2 separate regions of the Homo sapiens genome follow, and region 2 is linked to region 1. A link is a loop called in an ENCODE intact Hi-C map of the cell type or tissue named here. Cell type or tissue: Calu3. All regions are shown on one strand. Links, peaks and the distances in the headings refer to the core of each region. The heading gives the core; the rest is flanking DNA.

Region 1 (11,336 bases), core at 1-8,000:
CTATAGTTTTGGTTGCTGTTTTGTTTTTGCAGTAATCCTGACCAACATATGTAGCAGAATTGGTGAAACAAACTGGAAACCTCAGGCATGCCTCGATTAAATTTTTTGTAGAGCCAGTGGGAGCAGAGCACCACCTAGTGTCAGTTTTGAATAATTCTCTCAAATAAGAAAAACTGCCCAGGGTGAAAATAATGTACCCAAAGGCACGTAGTCAATATAGGTTAAATTTAGGTCAAAATCCTGGAACCAAATCCGCATTTATTGACGACAGCCCCATGCTTTTTCTCCTATTATTCTCCACAATTTTACATCAAAGAAAGGCAATATGTAAAAAACAAATCCCTTCCACTAATGGAAATTCAATTTAGGTGACAAATACGTTATAAAACAGGACTATTTGAATATCTGGTATGCCTAAAGCACTATGAGAGCTCAATTCCACAGACTCTAAGGTGAGACTTTTTTTTTTTTTCTTCAGATTTCTGGCTTTCTTATGGTTCCCTGAGGTCTCTGTAGCGACCCATCTGGCACTTCGGATGCTTCTCTGCCATCAACATTGCCAAAAATAATTCAGCCTCTGAAATTTATCACTGAGGAACAAATGAGATGATTTCACTTACCTATGTGGCCCTTCTCTAAAAATGTTCATAGTTAGTTCATGCCAGATGCAGTTTGTGTCTCAGAATGTCCATGTGCCCTCTTCACAACCATGGTTAGCCCCAAGCTGAATGTGAGCCGAGCCAAGGATGGGGAGCCTTTCTTCTCTGCCTCTCTTCCAGCTACTACTTCCCACCCCAAAGAATCCCAGTCTTCTCACCAACTCTGCACTCCTTCAGGGCTCTACAAGTTAATGGAAAATTAAATGACAACAATACCAACAGCTTGCCATATAAAATCATTTCTGGAATGAGGTAAAATATGAGTTAATGAAAGAATAAAGCCAAATAAATAAATAAAATTGCTGTTTTGAGATATCAGTGCTCATTTTGGCTCATATGTTATTCTTCTTATACAACTTTTAAATTTCCCTAAGAATTTTGAGTAAATTCAGACAAATCTAATATGCTCATGAATGAGCTGGTTTGGGGAAGAGGGGACTTTTGGTACAAGAGAGGCTGTGCACATCCAAACTCTGAGAGCCCTGTCCTAAGTCACTGTTGCACTTCCTTGTGTGAACTCTCAAAGATACTCTCTGAATCCATTTTCTTCATCTGTAAAAATGAGAAACATTAACAACTATTTTATATGATTTTTTATGAAGATTCAAAAGGATCTACTATGTGCTAAGTAATCACCAGTCACAAGAAATTTGGCTATGATGATGATTTTTTTTTTTTTGAGACGGAGTCTTGCTCTGTTGCCCCAGCTGGAGTGCAGTGGCATGATCTCAGCTCACTGCAACCTCTGCCTCCTGGGTTCATGCCATTCTTCTGCCTCAGCCTCCCAAGTAGCTGGGACTGCAGGCACCCGCCACCATGCCTAGCTATTTTTTTGTATTTTTAGTAGAGACAGGGTTTCACCATGTTAGCCAGGATGATCTCGATCTCCTGACCTCATGAACCGCCTGCCTCGGCCTCCCAAAGTGCTGGGATTACAGGCATGAGCCACTGCGCCCGGCCTATGATGATGACTTCTGTTGATGTGTGCCCACTGAGAAATCCATTCTAGGATTTTAACAAGTAACAACAACATTGCCCCAGCCCTTTGTTTGAGCCAACGCTTCCAGTTTTTAACTGGCTGCAGATTTTTAATGTTCTGAGAGTTGTCATCAGTAACACTAAAAAAAAAAAAGGGACTCAGTCTGATTAATCAGTCCTGTTTTTAGCCACGGAGGTGTTGCTAGCGGAAAGAAAAGAGCAGAAGAATAGAAGGAAATCTATACTGGCAAATAACATAGGAAAAAATCAACAGATCTAGAACATTCAACTTAAAGTCTTTATCATCCTTTATGTTCTGGCAAATAATAATAATATGAGTTTTTGCTAGTATGCCAGGCACTGCCCTTATCAATGACTAATATTCACTCACTTAATCCTCATAATAATTTATCATTTTACATGTTGAATAAATGGAAGCACAAGGAATAAAATGAACAAAATCATAAGAGCAAATGGCAGAGCTGTACTTTGAACTTGAGGGGCCAGGCTCCACAGACAGGGTAACAGATTAGTGAGCTTTGGTTATATCCTTTTTTTATTTTACTTTTTAATTAACAAATAATAATTATACATATTCATGGGGTACATAGTGATGTTTTGATACATACAATTTAGAGTGGTCAGATCATGGTATTTGCATATTCATCATCTCAAGCATTTGTCATTTCTTTGTGTTGAGAATGCTCAACATCCTCCTTCTAGCTATTTTATTTTAATTTGTTTTTGTTTTCTGAGACAGAGTCTTGCTCTATTGCCCAGGCTGGAGTGCAGTGGCACAATCTCGGCCCACTGCAAACTCTGTCTCCTGGGTTCAAGTGATTCTCCTGCCTCAGCCTCCCGAGTAGCTGGGACAATGCCACCACATCAAGCTAATTTTTATTTTTCTACACCCAGCTAATTTTTGTATTTTTAGTAGAGACGGGGTTTCACCATGTTGGCCAGGCTGGTCTTGAATTATTGACTTCAAGTGATCCACCCACCTTGCTCTCCCAAAGTGCTGGATTACAGGTGTGAGCCACTGCACAGGGCCCCTTCTAGCTATTTTAAATTATATGTTATTACTAAGTATAGTCATTCTACAGTGGCATAGAACACCAGAATTTTCATTTTCCTCTGGCTCCTCTCTATCCCCCTGTCCCTTGCCAAACATCTGCCCAAGTTGTCAAGCCACCTGAGGAAAACTAGTGGTTTATTTTCTAAGTAGGGCACCTCCCCTTATACTCACTAACGTTTTAAGAAAGTTCAAATCTTTTCTACCCAGAACACAAAATATCTCTGGGTACATGACACAGAATAGATTCTTTTTGTTCTTTCTCCTTTATACAGAGTTAAGTTTTCAGACAGCTGCTTTATAGCTTTATTGTCACCTTTTAGCCTGATTATCTGACAGTGTTAATTTAGACTTCATAGCTATTGACTAAAGCAAGTGCCTTGTACAAAGACAATGGCAAAATGGGCAAGGAGACTTTCTTTAATAAGTCCCAAATAAATAGCTTTGGTAAAAGTGTCTACTTGCTATGACAAAATACCATAGGTTCCTCAAAATAGCTTGATTTTTTAAAAAGTTGGTAGGCAAATTCAGCGTTGTCTTTAAACTGCTACTGACCTCTCATTCTCCTTTGTCTGGACTCCTCAGGGAAAATAAACCATTTTCGTTAGCACATATTCTCAGTGAACAAGCCTGATACCTTGGGTAATACAAAATAATGGAACGTTTGTGTGTGCATTGTAGTGAATAATTGATTTAGAATATATATCATTCAGAATATATGTAACTGTTAGCAATAATGAGGAGGGACATGGCTTTACTTTTGGTCTTCTAAATGAGAAAAATATTGTAGAAAACTATGATCCAAGAACGATGTTACTTTATTTCTTCTACATTTTCATGGAACAAATTACTCATTTAAATACTGACTCAAGATTCTATTTTTTTGCAGTAACTGTCATAAAACACTAGTGAGCAGACTCATTGTTAAATGGTAATACTCATGGCCTGTCAGTCACCCATTAGCATGATTGAATTAGCATTCATGTGGTAATTACCATGAATTGTCTATTTCTACCATCCTGTTTTCTCCCAGCACCAAGCATTGGGGATATCACAGAGATTTTGTGAAGTCACAGAGAAAGGCAGAAGACAGACAAATAAACAAATTGAGCTTCCTACCACCTCCACTACCACAGTATTGGCAAGAGCATCTTGAATAAATATGACAACGATGATGATGATAGCTAATATTTATTGAATAATTATTCTTTGCCAGGCATTATTCAATTGTTTTGCATATACTATCTCATTTACTGCCTCCACCCACCCTATAAAGTATGCGCTATTATTAAAACCATTCCACAGAGGATAAAACTGAGACTTAGAGACATGATGTAAGTTGCCCAGGATCACGCAACTACTGAGTAGCAGAGCTAGAATTCAAACCCAGATAATCTGAATTTAAAATCCATATGCTTAACAGTTTAACTCTACTCCAGAGTGTCTCAACCTCAGCATTGTTGACACACATGACCGGGTAATCCTTGCTGTCAGGGCTGCCCTGTGGAATGGTAAGATGCTTAGCAGCTTAGCGGTATCCCCAGCCTCTGCCCACTACATTACAGTAGCACCTTTTCTCCCTTGCTTTCCACCTCCAGTTGTGGCAGCCAAAAAGTCTCCAGACATTGTCAAATGCCCTCTAGGGGGCAAAATTTCTTCCCCATCCATGCTGAAAACCACTGTTCCACTCTAACCCCTCTTTATCTGATTATAAAACCTCATGTCATTAAATAACTTTTAGAAATATAATTTTAATGGCTGTGATAAATGTTATTGAATATTAAATTAGTGCTACACTTAAAATATTACTTTTGATTATTTAATAAAGAAAAAATTATATTTGAAAACTTAAAGCAATCAGGTTCTTTGAGATCTACCCCTTTGGTGTATATAAGATATAAAGGTAAGCTCTGTCAATTAAATAATAAGCCAGAGGTGATTTATATTGCAAAGACTGTTAACTTCATTCTATAAAATGTGTCACCATTTTTTACTCAGCCTACTTCTGAAGATAAAATGAAGGAGACTTGTGTCAGTAAGAAATCTCTTTAATAGTGAAAGAGTTTATTTGGTTACTGTATACAGACATAGCCTAAGTCAACAATCAAATAAAACATAACTGCATGCATATATTTCTGAAAATGAAAATAAATTAATTACTGACATTTTTAAAACTTCAGAATTCTATTATTTTTCTAAAATATCTAATAAATCAAAATTTACTAACACTTTGGTTTTATTTTTGCTCCTTTTAAAATATATGCTTAGATATATATTTAAAGGATGTATTTTACTATTTCTACCAATATCATTGACTAAATGCTTAAGTGCCTACTGCTATGTTAGCTACTTTAAAAAAATATAAAAATTAAGGTCTGCATTGCTGAGGAAGTTATTTAAAAACAAGTCAGACATACACAAAAGCCCTAAGAATAAGAAAAGAGAGTGTAAAACAACTAGTATTTTGTATAATTCATATTAAAGTAAAACACACACACATACACAGACCAAAGTTAGGGAAGATAGTAAAATTCATTTAATAGGCATGTTCCATATAACCATTTTGTTACAAATTTTGCATTTTCCACATGAAAAAAATCACAGTAGGCACATACTAGAAGCAAAATATGTCAGACAAAAATATCCTAAAGATGTTTCTGTTATCAAACTTTTACAATTTTTCCAAGACGTTTTTGAGGTTTGGGAAAAAGTCTGGGGCATTTTTGGCAAAAAACAAACACACTCTATCCATGTGAGTTTTGACTATTGTTCTTTCTCACCAAAAATGTCCATAATTTTCTACAAATTCCATGAAGTTTTAAATCAATCATGTTTGATTTACATTTACCAAGAATGATTTGCCCATCACCATAAAAATTGAATTAAAAATACATCAGGCTAAATAAATCCAAAAGAGAACAGTGAATTTTGTTGGGTTTACAGACAGTGGTATGCATTTCTGTGATCATGTATTATTCTTAACCTTTTCCTTCAGTGCGATTTGGAAGTAACCTGCCTTTTAATAGCTTACCTTGGACATCATCATTGCAATCAAAGTGAGTAGCATCACAACACAATTATCTAATATACACATGCTGCTTAGGGCTGCAATGTTACCACAGTTACCACCAGATTAAATGTCTCAAGAAAACAGAACCACTAAGTCTTTCAACATGCAGAAATTCAGCACTCTTGATAGATTATGAGCCTTCATTTTTCTTCATTTTGAGGCTTTTCCAATTGGTCTTGTGTTGTTTTTTCATCTTTCTCTTTTGCATCTGAAAAAAAAATTTCCATTCATATGTGGAATATATTGAAATTTATTTTGTATTATGTTAGAATAAAACCATTGGTTTTTCCTTTGTCCACCGTCCATATTTTGCCCTCAATTCAGATATGGAAACTATACAAAGAAGAGCGATATGAGTAGGTTTGGGAATCTACCTTCTCCTGATCAACTTTCTCCTATTCTACAGAGTTATGAAGTGCCAGACAGTCTTCTAGGGTATTCTCAGAGCCTCCATTTACAGATTACTAAAATGAAACACAAGCAGGTAAAGTGACTTGTCCAAAGTCAGAGACTAGTGAGTGACAGTCACAACTTGAGCTTGGGCCAACTGACTCCGTGGTGTATGTCCTTAGCCAATTCCCTATGCAGGATTGCACTCTCCCCAGCTTCTTCACACTTTCTACTCCCTTTGCTCTTTCTTAGGAGACAACCTCACTTTCTACTTCATAGGAAAAAAAAATAATCAAAGTTATCAGACAGGAGTTCCCTCAACTTCCTGCCATTAAATATCTAAAACTCCCCGTGATCTGTGCTTATTCTTTCTGCCTTCCCTCTTTTTACAATGGAAGATGCACTTGTGAGCACTGGCTATGTAATTTGTTGGTGCCCAGTGCAAAATGAAAATGCAGTACGCTTGTTCAAAAATAATGAAAAATTTCAAGACAGCAAGAATAGAACATTAAACCAAATGCAAGTCTCTTCTAATCAAGGAGCCCTATGCAACCACCCTGGTTGCACAATTTTGGAGCTGGCTCCTGGTGTTACTCCTGCTATGCAGTCTAATACCTTCATGATCCCCCATCCTATCCATTTTTGCTTCATCAAGAGGCTGACTCTAATAATCATCTGCGCTCTTCATTTTACCTGACTTTCCCTTTCTCCTGGCTCCTTCGTTCCCACAAGTCACTACTGTCTTTAAACTAACAAAGACCCTCTTTCAACTGTAAGTCTTCCACATACTATCTTCTCTTTCATCCTTTAAAAGGTATCCCTCTTTTGTTGTCTCCGTTTTTAAGTGAAACTATTTAGGTCTACTACTCCTGCAAAACTGCTCCTACCAAGTCATCAATGGTATCTTTGAAATCTGATGGACTCTATTCAGTTCTTCAACTCTCATTCATCAAATATTTATTAAGCATGTACTACGTACAAGGCAATGAACAAAACATGAATCCCGGCTCTCAAGGAAAATCTGATGAGAAATATGGACAATAAACAAAATAAATGAAATGTGTGGTCAATAAGAAGTAAAAAGGGCTAATGAAGACATTAAAACAGGAGTGGAAAATAGAAATTTTCAAGAAGTCTTGTGGCCTGAAGGATGCAATTCTAGACAGAGTTAGCTGGGAATGCCTCACTGAGAAGGGGACATTTGAGTAAAGGCCTGAAAAGGTGAAGAAGAATTCTATATAGATAGTGGGGAGAAGAGCATTCCAAGCACAGAGAAAAACAAAGCCAAAGACAATAATATGCAGGAAGGATTTGCAAGCGGGACAGTGGTAGAGAAAATTGGAATAGAAAATGGAGTCATAGAGGTACCAAAAAAACTAGATCCTGTGAGTGAAAAATGGCAGATTTATGGACCAATTTTGAAAGTAGAGCTGACAGTATTCACTGATAGATGGGATGGAGAATACGAGAAAAAGAGGGGAGAAAAGGATGATTCCAATATTTTTGGCAATAATTTTGTTAACTGGAAGTATGAATTGCCACTCAGAGATGGGAAAATGCAGAAAGAGCTGTTGTCAGGAGACTATCTGGAGTTCGCTTTTATACCCATTAAGTTTGAGATTCCCATTAGATATCCAAGCGGAGACGCCAATTAGGCAATTAGTATATGAGTGTGCAGTTCAGGAGAGCTCCAGGTTGGAGACAAAAATTTGTAAGTCATCAAAAGCACAATCATTATCCCAACGAAATCAGATTACATCACAAGTGAGGGAGTGTTGATAGAGATGATGTCCAAAGACTGAATTCTGATAACCTCCAATTTATTTAGAGTTAGGGGAGATGAGGAAAGAAAAGCTGAAGGAGGAGCAGCCAGGGAAGCAGGAAGAAAACCAGATGAGTGGAGTGTCCGGAAAGCCAAGGGAAGAGAAACGTTACAGGAAAGAGTGACAATCATCTGTGACTAAGAGATCGTGCAAGAGGATGGCTAAGAATGAACCACTGGTGTTAGCAGAAATGATGTCATTTGTGATCTTGAAATAGCAGTGGGGTGATGTGGTGAGGTGAAAATCTTATTAGGGTGAGAGAAAGAATGGTACGCAGAAGATTTGGAGCCACAGAAGCAGATAACTCTGTCAAGGAGTTTTGTTACAAAACAGAAATGGAGAACTAGGACAGTAGCTGGAGGAGAATTGGGATCAAGGGAGAATTTGCACCCTAACAATCATAATTGGTTGCCTTCTAATTAACATGGCAGGTGCTTAATAAGTGTTTATTGAAAGAAATCCCTTAGAAAAATAAGCTTGGTAGAAAATGGTACTCTATAACCATATGAAATACAAAACACTAAATTATTTGCACAGTAATTGAAGCTGCACTTGCCACCACTGATTCTAAGCAAGCTACACACAAAGCTTTATAGCTTTCAGAGAAGAGTTGTTATATCTGCTATCTCTAAGTTGGTCTAATGAGCAGAAGATGATATGAAGTCCCCTTAAGTTGTTATCTTTCTGTGAAATGAACTAGGAACTCAAGATAATAATTAGATGAAAACTAACAGGATATCATTTATTGTCAATCTAGTATCTTGCTCAGGATTATTAACTAAAATATAAAACATGATTCCAAATACCTCTTATAGTCTCATTTTTTGCTTTGTAATGTGAAAGTGTTTAGAAATACATTCAAAGATGATTGCAGATAAAAAGAAACAATAATCTGCTCAAGAGGTTATGATTGCTGTCAACTTTGTATTGTGATGTTAATGAAAGGAAAACATTTTGTATTGTGATGTTAATGAAAGGAAAATGATTTTTCATATATTATGTGCTTCCTAGTTAACATTGCTGTTATTCTTCAACCTTCTGCATATGTCAAGTGCTTTCAATGTAATCGAATATATTTTCAATATATTCTTCCAACATAATTTCTCTGAGAGTGCAACATCAAACTTCCCTTTCAAGCCTGTTACTGTCATTTCAAATGTGAATAAGCTATTTTGAACTGTTACTTATCTCACTTTTTTGATCATAATAAGAACTCTTGGGAAAGCAAGAAAATGTTGAGTTCTAGATTATCTGGCTTGGTTCTTCTGTTCTCTAGAAGCCTAGCTTGGAAAAACATTTCTCATATATATATATATATATGTAGTAACATGTTACTTTATATAAATATTATGTTGAGATCCTTATTATATATCTTTTAGGTAACATACCACTTTAACTGTTTACTAAATTAGGCTTTTCATTAATATACGTTTAATATAAATCAGATATAATAGTCTATTTTTTTACATTTCCTATTTCCATCCTTGTGTTCTGCTCTTCTTTGTATCAACTGCCTTTTCTACTCCTTGTCACATTTTTAGAGTGCCTCCCAGAACAATAATTCTGCAAGATGCTTCTTCAGAGATGGCCAAATAAATGAGAGAAAAAAATGTTGTATGTTCTATTTTTAGAAGGGTGTAGACACACTATTACTTTAAAGTCTCTGTAACAAAGGCTCTGAGAAGTCCTTGTCTAAAAAGGAAACATTCCGAGAAGTGTAAAAAGCCAATTATGTTGAAACCAGCAATTCCAAACTCATTTGACTACAGCACCCTTTTTTTCTGGGTGACACATTAACACCCAAAATAATTTCTATGAAACATTTATAGAGAAAAATTGGTATAATGGGAAAGATGAAGGCTTTGGAACCAGACATTCTATTATCACTTAATTTTTGTGAGCTTGGGCAAGTCACTTAACCTGTTTGGGGTTAGTTATGGTAACATCTATATATCAAAAGAGTGGAGGACTTCTAAGGCTCCGTCTTTCCTTCTCATATTCTGTGGTTCCATTTGTACTGAAAAGGTAATCTACTCATGTGGCTTGTCAGGTATGGGATAATTTCATTTGCACTGTTTTCTCCTCAATCATATAAAATATGTTTTGAAAATATACACTCAAGGCCAGGCGCAGTGGCTCATGCCTGTAACCCCAGCACTTTGGGAGGCCAAGGCAGGCGGATCACCTGAAGTCAGGAGTTTGAGACCAGCCTGCCCAACGTGGTGAAACCCCGTTTCTACTAAAAATACAAATATTAGCAGCGTGTGGTGGTGGGCACCTGTAATCCCAGCTACTCAGGAGGCTGAGACAGGAGAATCGCTTGAAACCGGGAGGCAGAGGTTGAAGCGAACCAAGATGACGCCATTGCACTCCATCCTGGGAGACAAGAGTGAAACTCCGTCTCAAAAAAAAAAAATACACTCAAATATTCAAAAATGTATATCTCAGAAACTTTTTCCGTCTGATCCACCAGACCTATATATCAAATCGCTTCATTGACTTGTCCATTTAGATGTCTCGTAGGCATCCTGAAGACAAAAATTTTCACTCCTCCAACTCTTAAAATTGCCCATCCTCTAGGCTAACCCTTCTCGGTGTATGGCATCAGCACCTGCCTGACTGCTCTAGGAGTTATCCTCCAATTCTCTTCCTCATCTCTGCCACATCCAATTCATCAGCAAGTCCTATTGATTCTGCCTATAAAACATATCCCAAATCCACTGATCTTTCTCCATCCCAGGATGCCACCCTCTGTCACCTCCTGTTCATATGTCATCAAATATCATTGACCTTTTTATCATGGTTATCAATTTATAAGGGATAGATTAAGACAGATTATGAACTGGGCAAATCTCAGGTTAATTTCATGCAGCATGCAAAACACTTGAAATCCTAGATTTCCTGCCACTTAGGCATATTTATTAAAAAAATTAAAAATAAAAACAAAGGATAGATCTGAGGGAAATCTGCAGATCTTCCTCACCTCAAAATTTGTATGTTTAAGTGAATAAATTATTGAAACCATAACATCTGAGACAGACTCCCGCTTTCAGTTTTCATTAGCAACTGGAAACCATTCATTTTAAAATTCATAATAACATCTATGCTTAGCTAATGAGAAAAAAATAAGCCTTCAAACTGCTTACTTGTGACTTTGTTAATAAAATATTATCTATGTCATCTACCTATGTAAGCCTATATCCTTCTGTGTATTTTTTCTACTCTTTAATTTTTCATTGACAAATAAAAATTATATATATTTATGTTGTTGTGCAACATGATGTTTTGATACATGCATACATTGTGGAGTGGCTAAATCAAGCTAATTAACATATCCATTACCT
Region 2 (16,925 bases), core at 3,619-11,618, 240 kb after region 1:
TGAGACAATCATATGGTTTTTGTTTTTAATTCTGTTTATGTGGCAAATCAGATTTATTAATTTGCATACATTCAACCAACCCTGACTGCTAGGAATAAAACCTACTTGATGTGGTGAATAAATTTTGATGTGGTGCTGGATTTGGTTTACTAGTATTTTATTAGGAATTTTTCTGCCTATATTCATTAGGGATATTGACATGAAGTTTGTTTTTGGTTGTTTCTTTGACAGATTTCAATATCAGAGTGATGCTCGCTTTGTACAATGTGTTAGAGAAGAGTCCCTGTTCCTCAGTTTTTTGGAATAGTTTTAGTAGGATTGGTAGCAACTCTTCTTTGTATGTCTGGTAGAATTAGGCTGTGAATCCATCTGATCCAGGGTTCTTTTTGGTTGGTAGGTTTTTAAATTACTGATTCAGTTTTAGAAGTTGATATTGGTCAGTTCAGGCTTTCAATTTGTTCCTCATTCAGTCTTGGGAGATTGTGTGTTTCCAGGCATTTATTCATTTCCTCTAGATTTTCTAATTTGTATACATAGAGGTGTTTATAATAGTCTCTGAGGATCTTTTGTATTTCCATAAGATCAGTTCTAATGTTGCCTTTGGCATTTCTGATTAAGCTTAGTTGAATCTTCTCTCACTTCTCTGTTAATCTAGCTAGTGGTCATCAATCTTGTTTATTCGTTTAAAGAACTCACTTTATATTTCATTGATCCCTTGTAAGGATTTTTGCCTCTTCGTTTCATTCAGTTCTCCTCTGATTTTAGTTATTTCTTTTCTTCTACTGGCTTTGTAGTTTGTTCTTGTTTTTCTAGTTTGTCTAGATGTGATGTTAGCTCATTACTTTGAAATCCTTCTAAAGTCTTGATGTAGGCATTTAATGCTATAAACTTTCCTCTTAACATTGCTTTTGCTGCATCCCAGAGATTTTGGTATGTTGTGTCTGTTTTATTTCAAAAAAGTATTTTATTCCTGCCTTATTTTTGTTGTTTACCCAAAAGTCATTTGATATGGTTTGGCTGTGTCCACACCCAGATCTCATCTTGAATGGTAACTCCCACTATTCCCACATGTCATGGGAGGAACCTGGTGAGTGGTGATTGAATTATGGGGGCAGGTCTTTCCTGCACTGTCCTCCTGATAGTGAATGAGTCTCACGAGATCTACTGGTTTTAAAAATGGGACTTTCCCTGCGCAAGCTCTCTTCCCTTGTCCACCACCATATGAGGTGTGCTGTACACCTTCTACCATGATTGTGAGGCCTCCCAAGCCACGTGGAACTGTAAGTCCAATACACCTTTCTTTTGTAAATTGCCTAGTCTCAGTTATGTCTTTATCAGCAGCATAAAAACAGATGAATACAGCATTCAGGAGCAAGTTATTTCATTTCCATGTAATTGGGTGGTTTTGAGAGAATTTCTTGGTAGTGATTTGTATTTTTGTTCCACTGTGGCCCAAAAGTATGGTTGGTATTATTTTGATTTTTTAAATTTATTAATATTTGCTTTATGGCTGAGCATGGGGTCGATCTGAGAGTATGTTTCATGTGCAGATAAGAAGAATGTATATTCTGTGGTTGGTTGATGGGTAGAGTGTCCTGTAGATGCCTATTGTGTCCAGTTGGTCAAGTGTTGAATTTAAGCCCAGACTTTCTTATTAGTTTTCTTCCTCTATGATCTGTCTAATGCCATCAGTGGAATGGTAAAGTCCCCCACTATAATTGCGTGGCTAAGTCTTTTCATAGGTCTGGAAGTACTTATTTTATTAATTTGGGTGCTCCATTGTTGATTATGTATATATTTAGGATAGTTCAGTCTTCTTGTTCAATTAAACCCTTTATCATTATGTAGTGCCCTTCTTTGTCTTTTTTTATTGTTGATGTTTTAAAGTCTATTTTGTCTAAGAATAATGACCCCTGATCTCTTTTAGTTTTCCACTTACATGATAGATCTTTCTTCAACCCTTTGAGACTATGGGTGTCGTTACATGTGGGCTGAGTCTCTTGAAGACAGCAGATGAATGGGTCTTGCTTTTCTATCCAACTTGCTGCTCTTTGCCTTCTAAGTAGGGTGTGAATACCATTTACATTCATGGCTAATATTATAATGTGAAGTTTTGATTCTATCATAAAGTTGTTAGCTGGTTGCTTTGTAGTTGCTATTGTGTAGTTGTTGTATAGGTTCTGTGGGCTATATACTTAAGTGTGATTTTATGGTAGTAGGTATTGTTTTTTGTTTCCATGTTTAAACTTCCTGAATAATCTTTTGTAAGGCTGGTCTAGAGGTAACAAACTCCCCTAGTGATTTCTTGTCTGAACAAGATTTTATTTATCCTTCACTTATGAAGCTTAGTTTGGCAGGATATAAAATTCTTGATTGGAATTTCTTTTCTTTGAGAATGCTGAAAATAGGCTCCCAATCTCTTCAAGCTTGAAAGGTTTCTGCTGAAAGGTCTGCTTTTAGCCTGATGCGGTTGCCTTTGCATGTAATCTAACCTTTTTCTCTAGCTATCTTTCAAGTTTTTTCTTTAGCATTGACCTTAGGCAGTCTGGTGACTATATCCTTTAATAACATTCATTTTGTATAGTATCTGGAAAGTATTCTCTGAATTTCTTGCATCTGGATATAAGAAATCTCTAGCAAGATTAGGAAAATTTTCTTGAATTATTCCCTTAAATATATTTTTCAGGTTTACTTTGTATCCTTATCTTTTAGGAATGCCAATAATTTATAGACTTGGTCACTTTAAGTAATCTCATATTTCTTGGAGACTTTGCTCATTTTTTGAATTTTTAAAAATTTTTGTCTGACTGGATTAGTTTAAAAGAATAGTTTTCAAGCTCTAAAATCCTCTCTTCTCTTTGGTTTAGTCTACTGATAAAACTTTCAATTGTATTTTAGAATTTCTTAAGCAATTTTTAATTCCAGGAGCTCTGATTGATTTCTTTTTAGAAGATTTATCTTTTCCTTAGTTTCCTGGATTACTTTAGAAGTGTATTTGTATTGATTTTAAATCTTGTGTTGGATTTCATCAAGTTTCCTTGACATCTATGCTTTGAATTCTTTAACTGTCATTTCTGAGCTTCCATTTTGGTTAGAGACCATTTCTGAAAAGAATGATCCTTTGGTGGTGTTGCAACATTCATATTTTTCATGGTGCCAGAATTCTTATACTAGTTCTTTCAAATCTGGAGATAAATGTGTTGGTTAGGGTCTTTTGGCTTTACTTCTATAGCCCTTTGCACTTCTGTCACTTCAGATTTTATACTATGCCATGTGGTTTGACCTACAGGCCAGTAGACAGCACTTGCAGGTAAGAGCACTGTAGCACAAGCAGGTAGTTGTGTACCTGATCTTTCTTTACCATGAGGTGCTTTCTGTTGTCTTGGGTGAAGGACTGGACAGTGAAGTACCTGGTGCCCTGAGCTTTTCATGGGGGTTGGGGGACACAGCTGGGTTGAGCTGGAGCCCCAAGCTTGCCTATGAATACAGAGATGGCAAGTGTAAACACCAGCTCTGACAAGAGTGACTAGGAGGATCATCTGGGGAAATGAGTCTCCATGTGGGGGAGAGGCTGCAGCAGCTGGACCACTCTGGACCACAATATGGTTGAAAGCCATGGGAAACACCTGTTTCACCACTCTCTGTGGAAGTGGTTTCAGGGTATAATCTTGTCACCCAACCGGATACATATAGCTTCCTGGCTCTCCTGTTCTCCAATGTGAGAGTACTTCCGCTTCTTATAAAGGGGTGGCTCCACATTTGGACTCATGCAAGTGAGTTGTGTGGTGGTATTGGCTGATTTGGTCAGCTTGACCTCAGACACTGGGGGAATCGGCCAGATGCCAGCTGAGTTGGAATGGGGTAGGTAGTTTCCCCAGTTCCGAGGCCCCAGGTGGCCCACTAGATAGCATATATGACTCCTGAAGGGCCAGGACTAGGGTTGGGCTAGCCCAGAAGTCAAGTGCTGGCTGTGATGGGGAGGGGTGGCCTGGTCCCCAGATCACCAACCAAACTCTCAGGCAGGGGCAGATGGAACACTTAAGTGGTAGAGGATCTGAGGGGATATTACAGGCCTGTGGGGGTTGGGCTTTCAGAAGGGCTCTGGACCACAGGTGAAATGTTCAGGTGGGGGCAGGGCAGCTGTGCTATGGGCCTTCCACCGAGGAAGGCAGGACCCCCTCAGCTGCAGCAGTAAAGACTGTAGGGCATGTGATACACTTGCACTTCCCTCCCACCCAAGAGGGTGGACTTTGCTATTGGTGGCATGCAGAGGTGCTAAACCTTGTCTATTACCTCTGAGAGTTTTGGCTCAGAAGAATGAGGAGCTGTCACCAACCAAAATGTTTGGATTGGGGGCAGGGCCACTGTGCTGGGAGCCCAAGCTGTAGATCCTGCCTGGCAGGAAATAGCAGGGCAGTCTGGCCACTCCTCAGCACTGTGGCTGCATCCTCTAGCAGGGCTATAACTGTTGACACCAAGGGTCCAAGTCCTCTGGGGCTTCACATGGGCTTAAACAGTGCCTGTGCAAAGACTCCAGGTGGCTCTCTGTATTGGCCTGGAGGAGTGAAGGTGTCAGGGAGGTTCTCCCATGCCCAGGATTGCAAGGTTCACGGAGGAAGTGTGGATCCTCTGGGGACACTCATTCCCTCATCATTTCTCCACATTAGGAGGCTTCCGCTGGCTCCACACCAGTTCTGAGTAGGAGGCTGCCTGGCTTCACTTCTGTTTGTTCTTTTTGGTTCCTGTCGCTTCTTTGGTGAATCCAGAAACGATCCCTTTGATGACCCACTTGAAGAGCAAGTGTTTACTCTCTACCCTGTTTCTCTGTGTGAGAGTGCTAAGTCTGCCATCTTCAAGATTTACTTAAAGGCAATTTTTTTTCCCATTATTTTTCACCACCTGTTCTGGAACCACAAAATTAGTAAAACTTGCTGATCATCTTCCAGTATTTCCCAAGGGGGTATTTTTGGCATTTTGTTGAGACAATTCTCTTTAGTATAAAACTGTCTCATGTTTTAAACCCTTGTGCCATAGCACTCTTCAGTTACTGTGACAACAAAAACAGCCCTACATACTTCTGAACACCTGCCAGGAAGAAGTTCCATATTGTACCATTGGCCCAATGCCTACTGTTTTAGAAAAGGGTAAATAGAAGTCCAGAAAAGTTAGATGGCTCAATTAAGGTCTCAGAGCTAGCAACTTCCAAACTAGCAAGCAGATTTTTCTTACTATTCCAAAGATTAAATGAAAGTTTTTTAATGCCATAGCATTCCTTTCAAGTTTTCTGAACTTTTGGTGTTTGGATTTAATTTGAATTAATCAAGCATGTTCTCAAATAAGAAAGTTCAAGGTCTGTGTGGAATTAACTTGGCCGTATATAAAGTGGGATTTAGTAATTGATTTTAAATTACTAATAGGTTTTTCAAAATTTTTATTTGATATTAACATGGGCATATATGTCTCATGACTCTTAAGGACAACTTAATAAAATAGTTAAATATTTAAAGCAAGCAATAAAGCAAGCAGAGAGGATGGGAGAAGATCCCGTTTCTTTCCAGAAGAGCCACAGTAGATAAATGACTGCAAGAACAGGATTAGTGGGAACAATGTGGTCCCTGGCTGTGGTCCAGAATTCAATATAACTAGAGTGAAGGTACAGAGAGGAAGACCAAGGTTAAGTCGGCAAAGACTGGACTAGCTAGACCACCCCTCATGTAAAGATAATTAAAGAAATTTCAGGCCTAGGAATTTTGCATACTACCAAAGCAGAAAATATTTTAGAAAACTCCTTGGAGTTCACAGGGTCATGGAAGAAAACAAAATAGACTCTCAGACAAGAGGTACTACTTATGAGGCACTACCTATATCAAAGTTATAGAACAATAAACATTTATATGCTGAAAAGCACAGCTTCAGATATGCATAATAAAATAAAATCTGTTAGAAACATGAAGAAATTGAGGAAAATCACACAATTTTTCATAGAAGATTTCAATACATCATATATGTTTGGGCTGTTATAACAACATATCATAAATTGTGTATCTTATAAACAACAGAAATTTAATTCTCACATTTCTGAAGGCTAAGAAGTCAAGGTGCCAGCAGATTCAGTGTCTGATAAGGACTCACTTTCTGGTTCACAGATGGTGTCTTCTAGCTGTGTCCTCACATGGTGAAAGGGACGAAGGAGCTCTCTGGAGCCAATTTATAAGAGCACTGATCTCATTCACTTCCCAAAGGTCCTAACTCCTAACACAGTAACATTGGTGATTAAGTTTCAACATGTAGATTTGCAGGGGGGACACAGATATTCAGACCATAGCATCATGCTTTGACAGTTCAAAGGGATTTCTTTTTAAAAATTCGGAAAATATTGGAAAGTCTAAAATTAACCTAATTAATGAAGTTGAGTTTAGATAGACAATAGATAACTTGTAATAGAAAATATATCCTTTTCAATAATTCATGAAAGAGAAATTAATTATCTACTGGGACACAAAACCTTATGCCAGAGTAGAAGTAATAAAAGTCATATCTTCTGACTAAAATGTAATAAAACTGTAATTTAATGACAATGGCTTAAACAAAAAGGCTTGCCTTTGTGGAAAATGGAAAACATGTCTTAAATAATTATTGGGTTAAAAGGAAACCAAAGCTTCCAGTAAAGAATATTGAGAAAATTAAAAAAAAAAAAACTCTTTCTCTTAAAATATATATAAGATATGATAAAGCTATACTGGGGCAAACTCATAACCTCTTATGCTTAAATTACTTTACAGAAAAATATAAAAAGAACAAATGCTTCAATAAAATAAAACATAAAATGTTAGAGTTATAAAAATAATAAGTCAAACTAGAAACTGAGAGGAAAATGTAGTTTGATCACTAAAAGCAAAAACTGGTTCTTTGGGGAAAAATTTTCTTTGAAAGAATGTCTCTTAAGTCCATTACTCTGGTCTAGGAATTAGTGGAAAAGCAATATAAATATATATCTGGAAACATTACTGAGGCTATCGCTGGTCCCATATTGTTCCCTGAGTGCTTAATGTTATCAGTGATAAAGAGCCCGAAGTAACCATAGGTCGTAGATCTAAAAGGCACACGTTCCCTAAGAAGCTCATGACTTCCCTATAACCTGAATTCTACTTGCTTTTCCTCTGCTCAGTTTTTGTCCCATGAACACTACCCACGAACAACCAGAGATTCTCTCAATATGCTTACAATCAATTTTTCTTAAGCCATAACTCCTCCTTCTGTGTTTAGCATGAATACATAAATGTATTTCTCTCTCTAAAATCAGTATCCTTTCAACTGACATGTTCTCATACCTCTCCCTCACTGTTCTGGTGGCCCTCTGCTGCCCCCTCTTGGTTCTAGGCTACCCTCTCAAGCGCTGAGATGTGTGGCTTAAGCCTCTGAATAAAACCTCCAAGTGTTTTTGAAATATCTGCGTAACTAATCCACAGTTGGTGAGTCTTAGCTTTTAGTAATGTAGTGGAATTACAAAGGGCTTTCAGTACTCATAATTCTAACATATAACTAAAGAAAATTTGCTGACTGTAAAAACAACATATTTATTTTTACCGAGTAGCTTTAGAAATTCAGCTCAAATCTTTCTAGATTAACCTTAGTTTTCTAGATAAAAACAAGGTACAGAAATAATGAATGTTCCCAATAATGCAGTGATTCTTGATATTTTTGAGTCATAAATGGCTATGAAATCAGATCAAAACTATAACTCAGAGGAGTGTGTATTCAAAGGCTATGCACCAGGACACTGAAATGTGCTTCCACAACCTATTTTCAAGAAATGACTTGTTGCACCAGTAGTGAGGAGTGCTATCTGCAGACATCTTTCAGCTGTTCACTTCTTCAGGAAGACTTGGTTTGCCCAAGGCCACACGTCCCTTCTAGAGGCCTACGTTAATGACTAATTTTTACAGTAGGTAGCTAGCCAGGCATGAGCGGGGGAGGAGAGGGCTCCCCCAACTCCAACAGGAATGTCAGGTGACCATCAGGTGATGGTCAGGCAGTTGTCACACTGCCTCTCTAAAATAATAATAGATGATTCCCAAAAAGATCTCAGGAATTGGGTGAGTGAGCTCAAGCATGCACATTAAGAGGCAAAATGGTGGAGTTTAACTGGTATATGACCTTCCAGAAGCATTCCACTGGTAAAGAGAAGAATGCCTCAAGTGAGCATGCGTATAACTCCAGTAACACACTGTGCATGAGAACAGGCAGCTCCAAGTGCAGAATAAAGAGATAAGGGATGCAAGACCATGGAAGTATGTCAAGATATAAAACCCCAAGTCAAAAGGTCAAACCCCACACTTGTCCTTCAAGTGGCCTGCTTGGGCCTCTTCCTAGTGTACTTTTCTTCCCGCTGTAAAGCTTTTTAATAAACTTTCACTCCTGCTCTAAAACTTGTCTCAGTCTCTTCTTCTCCTTTATGCCCCTCAAATTTTTTCTTCTGAGGAGGCAGGAACTGAGGTTGCTGGAGACCAGTATAGATTCACTGCCACTAACATAATCACTGATGGGTGATCTTAGCCCCATTCAGGCAACTCTAAAGGGTCATTCTAGTTCTAGAGCTTCCCTATGGATTCAGCTGAGGCTAAAGCTGGGCTGTATCACAGCACAACTTCTTCCTCTGCCTACTTGTATTAGGCAATTTTTGCTAGCTATAAAGAAATAGCTGAGACTGAGGAATTTATAAATAAAAGAGGTTGAATTGGCTTATGGTTCTGCAGGCTGTACACGAAACATAGTGCTGTCATCTTCTGCTGAGGCACTCAGGAAGCTTACACTCATGGTGGAAGACAAAGGGTAGCCAATATGCCACATGATGAGAATGAGAGCAAGAAAGAGAGAAGGGAGAGGTCCCAGATTCAAAACAACCAGATCTCTGTGTGAACTGAAAGGAAACTCACTCATCACCGAGAGGATGGTGCTAAACCACTCATGAGGGACCTTTCTCCATGATCCAATCACCTCCCGCCAGTCCCCACCTCCAACATTTGGAATCATATTTCAACATAAGATTTGGAAGAGGTAAACATCCAAACCATAATACTACTACTGTTTTCTTTCCCTCCCTGCCAGTTGTATTGATCTCTTTGGTAAGGGCACACTTTAATAAACATCCTCACGCTAAACTTCATCTCAGAGCCTCCTTCCTGAAGAAGCCAACATGTGACAACTACAAACATAACTATATAAAGCAGCACCTTTTCTTTCTCCTGGAAATTATTCAAAAGCTACAAGAAGATGCTTTTATAAGTTTGAAAAACATTTTTGGAGGACTTAGACACAATTTGAATGACTCTATAAATCAGCATTTTCCCTTTTTCTTGGAAATTATTCAAAAGCTACAAGAAGAAGCTTTCATAAGTTTGCAAACTATTTTTGAAGAACTTGGATGCATATTTAACTCCCAGACTCCATTTTATATCAAACACTATCAAAAGCACATGACATTTTTTTGTATACACAGAAAGGGCAGTGAAAACAAGAATCCCTGGTGATAAATCTCAAGAGCAGGGATCCACTGAAAAATAGATCTCAAAAAGCACTTGCAAAATATACTTCCTGAAAGTGTGGGTATACTGTGAAGCCAAAAAGTAATATTCCTTTTTTGTGACCGTTAGTACAAAGACTGAATGGATTGAGTTGTCATGTCTTTCTTCTTAAGAAGGCCTGGGGCTATAAAAAGAATTATACAGAAAAATCATATTTATAAGAAGTAACATGACTCTGTAACAGGAAAGGAGAAAGCTTTTGCTCTATGAAAATTACTTAGCCAGAAACTTTATCTTTCCTTCATATCCCAAAAGAAACCTCTTACAAATGGCCAGTCCAGGAAAGCCTAACTCATTCAATGATAAGTAGTATTTTAAAAGGAGAGAATCCATTTTTAAATTACTGTTTTGGCCAGGCTCATGCCTGTAATCACAGCACTTTGGGAGGCTGAGGCAGCTGAATCACTTGAGGTGAGGAGTTCAAGACCAGCCTTGCCAGCATGGCAAAACCCCATTTCTATTAAAAATACAAAAATTAGCTGGGTGTGGTGGCAGGTGCCTGTAATCCCAGCTACTCAGGAGGCTGAGGCAGGAGAATAAATTGAACCTGGGAGGCAGAGGTTGAAGTGAGCTGAGACTGTACCACTGCACTCCAGCCTGGGCAACAAAGCAAGACTTTTCTCAAAAATAATAATAATAACAATAATAATAATAATAATAATAATAAATGAAATACTATTTTTAAAAGTCTCTTATTTTTCCCCCTTCTTTAAAAAAATCTATTAATTCTTTTTACTTCCTGTCCTTTGAGGCAGCTAACACAAGTAGAAACTTTAGGACCAAGGAAACTATTGGGGCTATTGAGGTGGGCAGGGCCTAGAAGGCAACTTTCTGGGTCAGGAGTTTGATTATATACAGGAGGAAAAAGCAAATAAGTGAATAAATTGAGAATAATGAGAACCAAGTTTCTCACTATTGGATAAATGAGTTACAAATATGAAAAGCCAATGGCCAGAATGATCCCTGTGGTATTATGTTTCAATTGGAATTATCACTGGGAACACACAATTTCTTAGATAGACAGAGATAGACAGATAGATACAGAAGTAGATACAAATGTTTGTGTATGTGAGTGACAGACATTTTCTACCTCTGCCTGGTGGGAAAGCCTAGAAGCAATTAATCCCAGGAGCAGTGAGCAGACGTAGTGCTCCAATGTTGGTTTCTAAGTATCATTCTTCTCTAACGTAGAACAAGAGCTCCTTGGAGAAATGAAAGAATAATATAAACTGGTTTGAGAACAGCCTGGGCAACATGGCAAAACCCCATTTCTACAAAAAAAAAATACAAAAATTAGTTGGCCATAATGGTGTGCCTGTTGTCCCAACTACTCTGGAATCTGAGGCAGGAGAATCACCCGAGTCCAGGGAGGGAGTGGCTGCAGTGAACCATGATGGTACCACTGTACTCCAGCCTGGGCAACACAGTGAGACCCTGGAAGATCTTGTGCCAGAAAAGAAGAGCTCAAACAAAAGAATATGAAGGGAAAAAGTAAAAGACAGTATTCAGCTTCTAGGTGGGGGGTTTCCCCGTTTGCCAAATACGTAGCAAATAGAGCAACAAGATAAATAATTATAACAATAGACTATAAACTCATTAAATAAACAGAAATCTATAAGGAGATGTGTGTGTTTGTGTGTGTACATACATGCGTGTGTGTGTGTATATATATGAATATATATATATGAAAGAAAAAGCTATTACTTCCAGCCAAATGCAAGTTAAATGTAGAAAGAATGATGAAATGAGAAAATTACAATTTGGTAGCCATAATAAGAACATATTGAGATAAGAACCTTGGATGGATGCTGAAATGAATGGGTAAATAATTACTGAGGAACAACATATTTACAGTCTAAAAACATATCCCTCCAAAATACTTACTAAAGAGAGAAACAGAAACTTTACAATTGAGAAACCTGGAAGATATCACTTTAAACGAGTGATAAATGTGTTATCATCAGTAATGGGACAAATCAGCACCATATGTTTACTGATGCAGTATTAATACAATGAGAAGAACACAGCATCGCTTCTCTCATATCCCTGTCCTGAATGCCTAAGCTGTGACTTAGTTCATTCAGGCTGCTATAACTAAAAACCTTAAATTGGGTAGCGTATAAACAACAGAAATTTGTTTCTCACATTTCTGGAGGTTGGGAAGTCTATGATCAAAGTGTTAATAGATTTGGTGTCTGGTGAGAGTCTGCTTCCAGTCAAGACTAAAGGGTCATCCAGAGCTTCCCCATGGAGTCAGCTGATGCTACAGTTGGGCCTGTCTCAAAACACAACAAAACAGCACCTTCTTGCTGTGTCTTCACATGGTAGAAGCGCTAGTTAGCTCTCTGGAGTCTCTTTTATAAGAGCATAAATCCCAATCATGAAGGCTGTCCCCTAACAACCTCATCACCTCCCAAAAGGCCCCACCTTCTAATACCATCACACTGGTGATTAGGTTTCAATGTATGAATTTTGGGGGGTGAACACAAACATGAATATTCAGAACATAACAAGCTGAATCTAATCACAAAGAAATATCAGATGAATCTAAACATAAGAGGTATGATACAATTTAACTAACTTTCATTCTTCAAAAAAATAACAAGGTCATGAAAGAAAAGACTGAATATGGGTTCTGGATTGTCAGATAATCAAGAGACATGACAACTAAATGCAACACATAATCCTCTATTGGACCCTGGACCAGATAAACTATTTATTTATTTTTTTGTTATAAAATATATCACTGGGACAATTGGCAAAATGTGAATATGTTCAATGTAGAAAGAAGCATTTTACCTATTAATTTTCTGATTTTGGTACATTGTGGTTATGCAGTAAAATGCTTTTACATTTGAAGAAATAAATATTTATGTAGTTACATGAAATACAGCATCATGTCTACAACTTATTTTTAATTGATTCAGAAAATAGTAGTTAGATAGATAGATAGACAGACAGCAAGTGTGGCAAAAGGTTAACATTTGGGGAATTGGGATAAAGGGTAGATGGAATTCTTCATAGTATTATAACTTTTCTGCAAATCTAGAGTTATTTCAACTAAGATGTTTTAAAACACAGTACTTTTAAAAAGCAAAAGTAAAATTACATGAAAAATGTCATGGTGCAGATTCAAACTGTGATCAAATACTCTGCCATAAAATTAAAAATGTATTAATAAAATTCACTCTAACTAGAATACCATAAAGCAGAAATGTTAGAACTTGAGGAAGAAATGGTAAGACAATAAAAGGAGATACACATTAGTAGAAAAACTAGAAAGAAACAAGAGATAAAGAAAAAAAATCATACACACAAAAAACTAATATGAGAAATGAAATTAGAAGGAACATAATGGAAGTTAGATACTATTGGAACATAGAGGATGAAACTTATAAATGAAAATGTATAACAGAAATAAACTTAAAATGCATTAAACATGAAATAATAAATATAGAAGACGAGGGTGGATCAAGCAACTATGGTTGGAATCCTCAAAAAAGAAACCAAAACAAGAGAACAAATAATTGCATAATATTTTTAAATGCCATACTTATTATTCTGAAAGAAAGATAACAATAATTGAATTGCGACTGGTTTAGGGGGAATAAAATGACTGGAGGACTTTTTATCATCTGAAACAACCAGAAATGATGAAACTGGACTCAAGACTTTTTCAATTTCTGCAGAAAGAAGCTGGCTCACAAGTTTAATAGGGACAGTGATGGATTTAAAAGAAAAAAAGTTTATTTTTAAGTTTGGCTATTCAATTTATCAGCTACATTTGTTTTTATTTTTATTTTAGAGTCAGGGGGGTAATGTGGAGGTTACATGGGTATATTTTGTGATGAATTAGCCACATTTGTGTATGTGTCTATGAATATGTTATTTCTAGAAAGAAACAATCAACTGGCACCAGAAATTTCTCCTAAGAAAAGACATATGTTGTAAATTTGGGACAAAAAAATAGAAGAGAGACAATTTTTGGTGACAATTACTTCCATGCAAAAAGACAAAAGGCAAGACATACAGCAATAATCCAAAAGTTACAGTGAATCCAACCATGCTACCAAAGCACAGTCACTGCTAATTCATGATAAAGACTTCAACAGATGCAACATTCAATACTCAGGCACTCGACTGCTAATGATTTCTGCCACCATCCTTCCGCTTTAACACTGCCTTTGATGGCTCTGCTATTAAACTAGCCATCCTTACTAGATTCTACTCTTCTAGTTTTGAATTGGAAATGTGTTAACCACTCTCCTTTGTTATTAAACGTGATTTTTGTTTACCACGTGTGCTTCCCTTAGATCCTGATTTCTGTATTCCAGTAACACACGACTGATGCTATCCTGAAGCCTAATTATTCCAGAAAATTTAATGTTGTTTTTACCACTGACATATCTTTTACCTAAAGAATGATGCCACTTTGATACATTAGTTTGTTCTAATATTTTAACCTAAACCTTCAAAATTAATACTTTATAGATGACTAGCTCTTCTATTTTCAGTGAGATTCTAATTCTCCTTTGGGAAATAATTTCAATGTATAAATACTTAGGCCTCTTATTTATATCTCATGTAATAGATTAATTCAGTTTTTCCATTTTGTCTCATTTTATTCTCAGTAAAAATACAGACCACCTAGCTACCACATTCCAGGAAAAAAAAAAAAAGAATATTTTTGTTGAAAGAAAAACTTCAGCTGAATTAAATTTAAAGGAGTTTAATTGAGCAAGGCACGATTCACAAATCAGGCAGCCCCCAGAATCACAGCATATTCAGAGACTCTAGAGCAGCCACATGGTGGCAGATTTATAGGCCAAAAAAAGGGAAGTGAAGTACAGAAATTGGAAGTGAGGTACAGAAACAACTAGATTGATTACAGCTCAGCATTTGCCTTATTTGAACACAGTTTGAACACGAGGCAGTGTAAGAGTGGTTGAACTTCTGCTGCTAGGATTGGCCAAAACTCATCTATTGTTTCTGGCGCATACTCCTAAGTTAGGTTTTCAATCTTGTCTACCTATCAAGTCAGGCTGCAGCTCATCCACAAGGACTCAAATATAGAAGTACGGAGTCCTTCTCAGACCATATTTAGTTTGCTTTAACATTTTAATAGTGTTTTCCTAAATGATGATCCACGGGATGTGATATGTTGTTTTGTTTCAGGGTTTGAGATCATACACATTTAAGAAACATTGGATTAAACAATATTAAATAATTTTATTTATGGCAGTATTTGTCAAAGTCTTAAAAAAGTAATGTGTGCTGTGAATTTCTGATAAGGAAAATAGCAAACCTACTGAAAATGATCCCTTCACTTTGGGACTGCCCCTTTTTATTTCAAGATTCTTCTTTTTATAAGAATAAATAATTCCTCTTACTATAACAGTTCTTCACAGAATACATCTTCCAAAAATTAAGTCATATTTATTCCTTGCAATTGTCCTTGTTCCAAGAGTTGACGAAAATGATTCTCAGTTAAGATGTAAAGTGGCCTCTGATTTCTAAGGCAAAATCCCACTTTTCAAAACAAGTACATAAACCAAGCATACGAAATTATTTTATACAATTTGGTTGGTGTTCATGTAATTTTCTTCACATTAGCTTTTAGATATTTGATAAAGGTGTTTTTGACCTTAGAATAGTATTTAAAAGTATATGAATATATTTACTGCAAGAGTGGTTTTTTTTTTCTTTTTTCCTTTTTTTTTCTTTATTTACTTCAAGAGTGTTGTGCGGAAAATATGGAAGGCACAACCAAATTCATTAATTCATTCAATTGTTTACCAAGCCCCTTCTCCATGTCAAGCACTAGGTTAGGTGATGGCAGTAAAACTCTACAAATTAATCTGGCCTCTGCCCTCAAAGACCTTCACGTACAGATGTATTCTATCCTAGCTATGGTAGGGTGGCAGAATATGCCACAGCAAACTTTTCCACTTTGGCACAAGGATTACTTTGTGCTGAAGGCAATTGAGAAGAAAAAGATACAAGAAAAGCTCTCTGTTCTTCTGTCATCTAAAAGCAGGACATAAATTTACAAAGTTGTCCCCCGCTTTCTACAAGGAAGGACAAAACTTAATTACCAGAGACAGCTTTAGACCCTTACAGCCTGCAGACAGAATCAGAGGACTGTATATAACAAACTTTGCAAACTAGCCTTTATTTACCTAGTTTCCCATATATTTGCCTTCGCACAATCTGCCACTCCTAGAGACTCTTGTCATTTTTCTAAAAATTGTTTCTTTGCTGAAATCCTATATAAGTCCAAGTTCTAACCAAACCTTTGAGTTACTCATCTCTGGGTATATGTTACATGCACAATGCATATGTTAATAAACTTTTGTGTTTTTTTCCCCTTATTTTTCTGCCTTTTGTCAATTTAATTTAGAGGACTCTAACCAGAAAACCTAGGAGTGTATTAGGAAATAATTTTTCATCTTCTATATGCATACACAAAATTTGTCTGAGGCATTATGATATGTGGCAGATAATTGTAAAAATTATTTCTGTTTTCAGTAGCATTCATTCTAATGTATTCAGGGGATGTTTCAACTTGTAATAAAGGATTATTACTCTCCCATAATCAAAAATTGATATAAATTAATGTATTTATAGTTGTTTAAATTACTTCCATCAAATTTTCATCAAATGTTCTTTATGCTGTATACTGAAACTTTTTGTCTGGTTTAAATTTAAAAATGAGGAAGCTACAGAAGAAAAAGAGATAACTTACTAAAAATGTAATACTTCGACAAATAATTCTTTTAAAAAAATAGTCTCCACGTTCTGGTTTATTAAGATAATTTTAAATAAATTTATATGATTAAGACAAGCAGGCTGGTTGAGTCCCTATTTTAAGATGGTCTAAAGGAAACGATAAAGCCCCTCACTCAAACACTAGCTTATTTAACTTTCAGCCAATCAGTGACAAGAGACCCAAGAAACTTAACAGCAAGCTCCTATTTCAGCGGGGTAGGGATTTCCCCAGAGCCTTGCACGTGCAGTTGGACTTTAAATCCAACCTAAAGTGGCCGGGCACAGTGGCTCACACCTGTAATCCCAGCACGCTGGGAGAGCAAGGAAGACAGATCACGAAGTCAGGAGTTCGAGAACAGCCTGACCAACTTGGTGAAACCCCGTCTCTAATAAAAATACAAAAATTAGCCGGGTGTGGTGGCGCATGCCTATAATCCCAGCTACTCAGGAGGATGAGGCAGGAGAATCACTTGAACCCGGGAGGCGGAGGCTGCAGTGAGCTGAGATCGCACCACTGCACTCCAGCCTGGGTGACAGAGCAAGACTCCATCTGCAAAAAAAAAAAAAAAAAAA

The links. Hi-C counts contacts between places; a loop is a spot of excess contacts. Peaks named below come from ENCODE experiments on the same cell type or tissue, not always from the same donor. Only the 100,000 strongest peaks of a DNase experiment are listed, where the experiment ranks them.
Region 2: it touches region 1 in a loop (10-fold over the local background); 21 of 110 quality-filtered maps call a loop at or near these places.

What each region holds. Positions count from the first base shown.
Region 1 is chr6:122,719,779-122,731,114 of GRCh38, reverse strand. It overlaps PKIB (cAMP-dependent protein kinase inhibitor beta), which reads right to left. Exons shown (of 5, transcript NM_181795.3): 5 at 4,742-5,987. The coding sequence ends at 5,920. Among named protein-coding and RNA genes, the nearest start is that of FABP7, 54 kb to the left of the region's middle. In Calu3, for the core only: a CTCF peak has its summit at 135 (motif pointing left); DNase peaks (open chromatin) are centred at 114 and 4,334.
Region 2 is chr6:122,482,549-122,499,473 of GRCh38, reverse strand. It overlaps a transcript of PKIB not described here. Among named protein-coding and RNA genes, the nearest start is that of SERINC1, 19 kb to the right of the region's middle. In Calu3, for the core only: a CTCF peak has its summit at 7,376 (motif pointing left); DNase peaks (open chromatin) are centred at 4,373 and 7,373.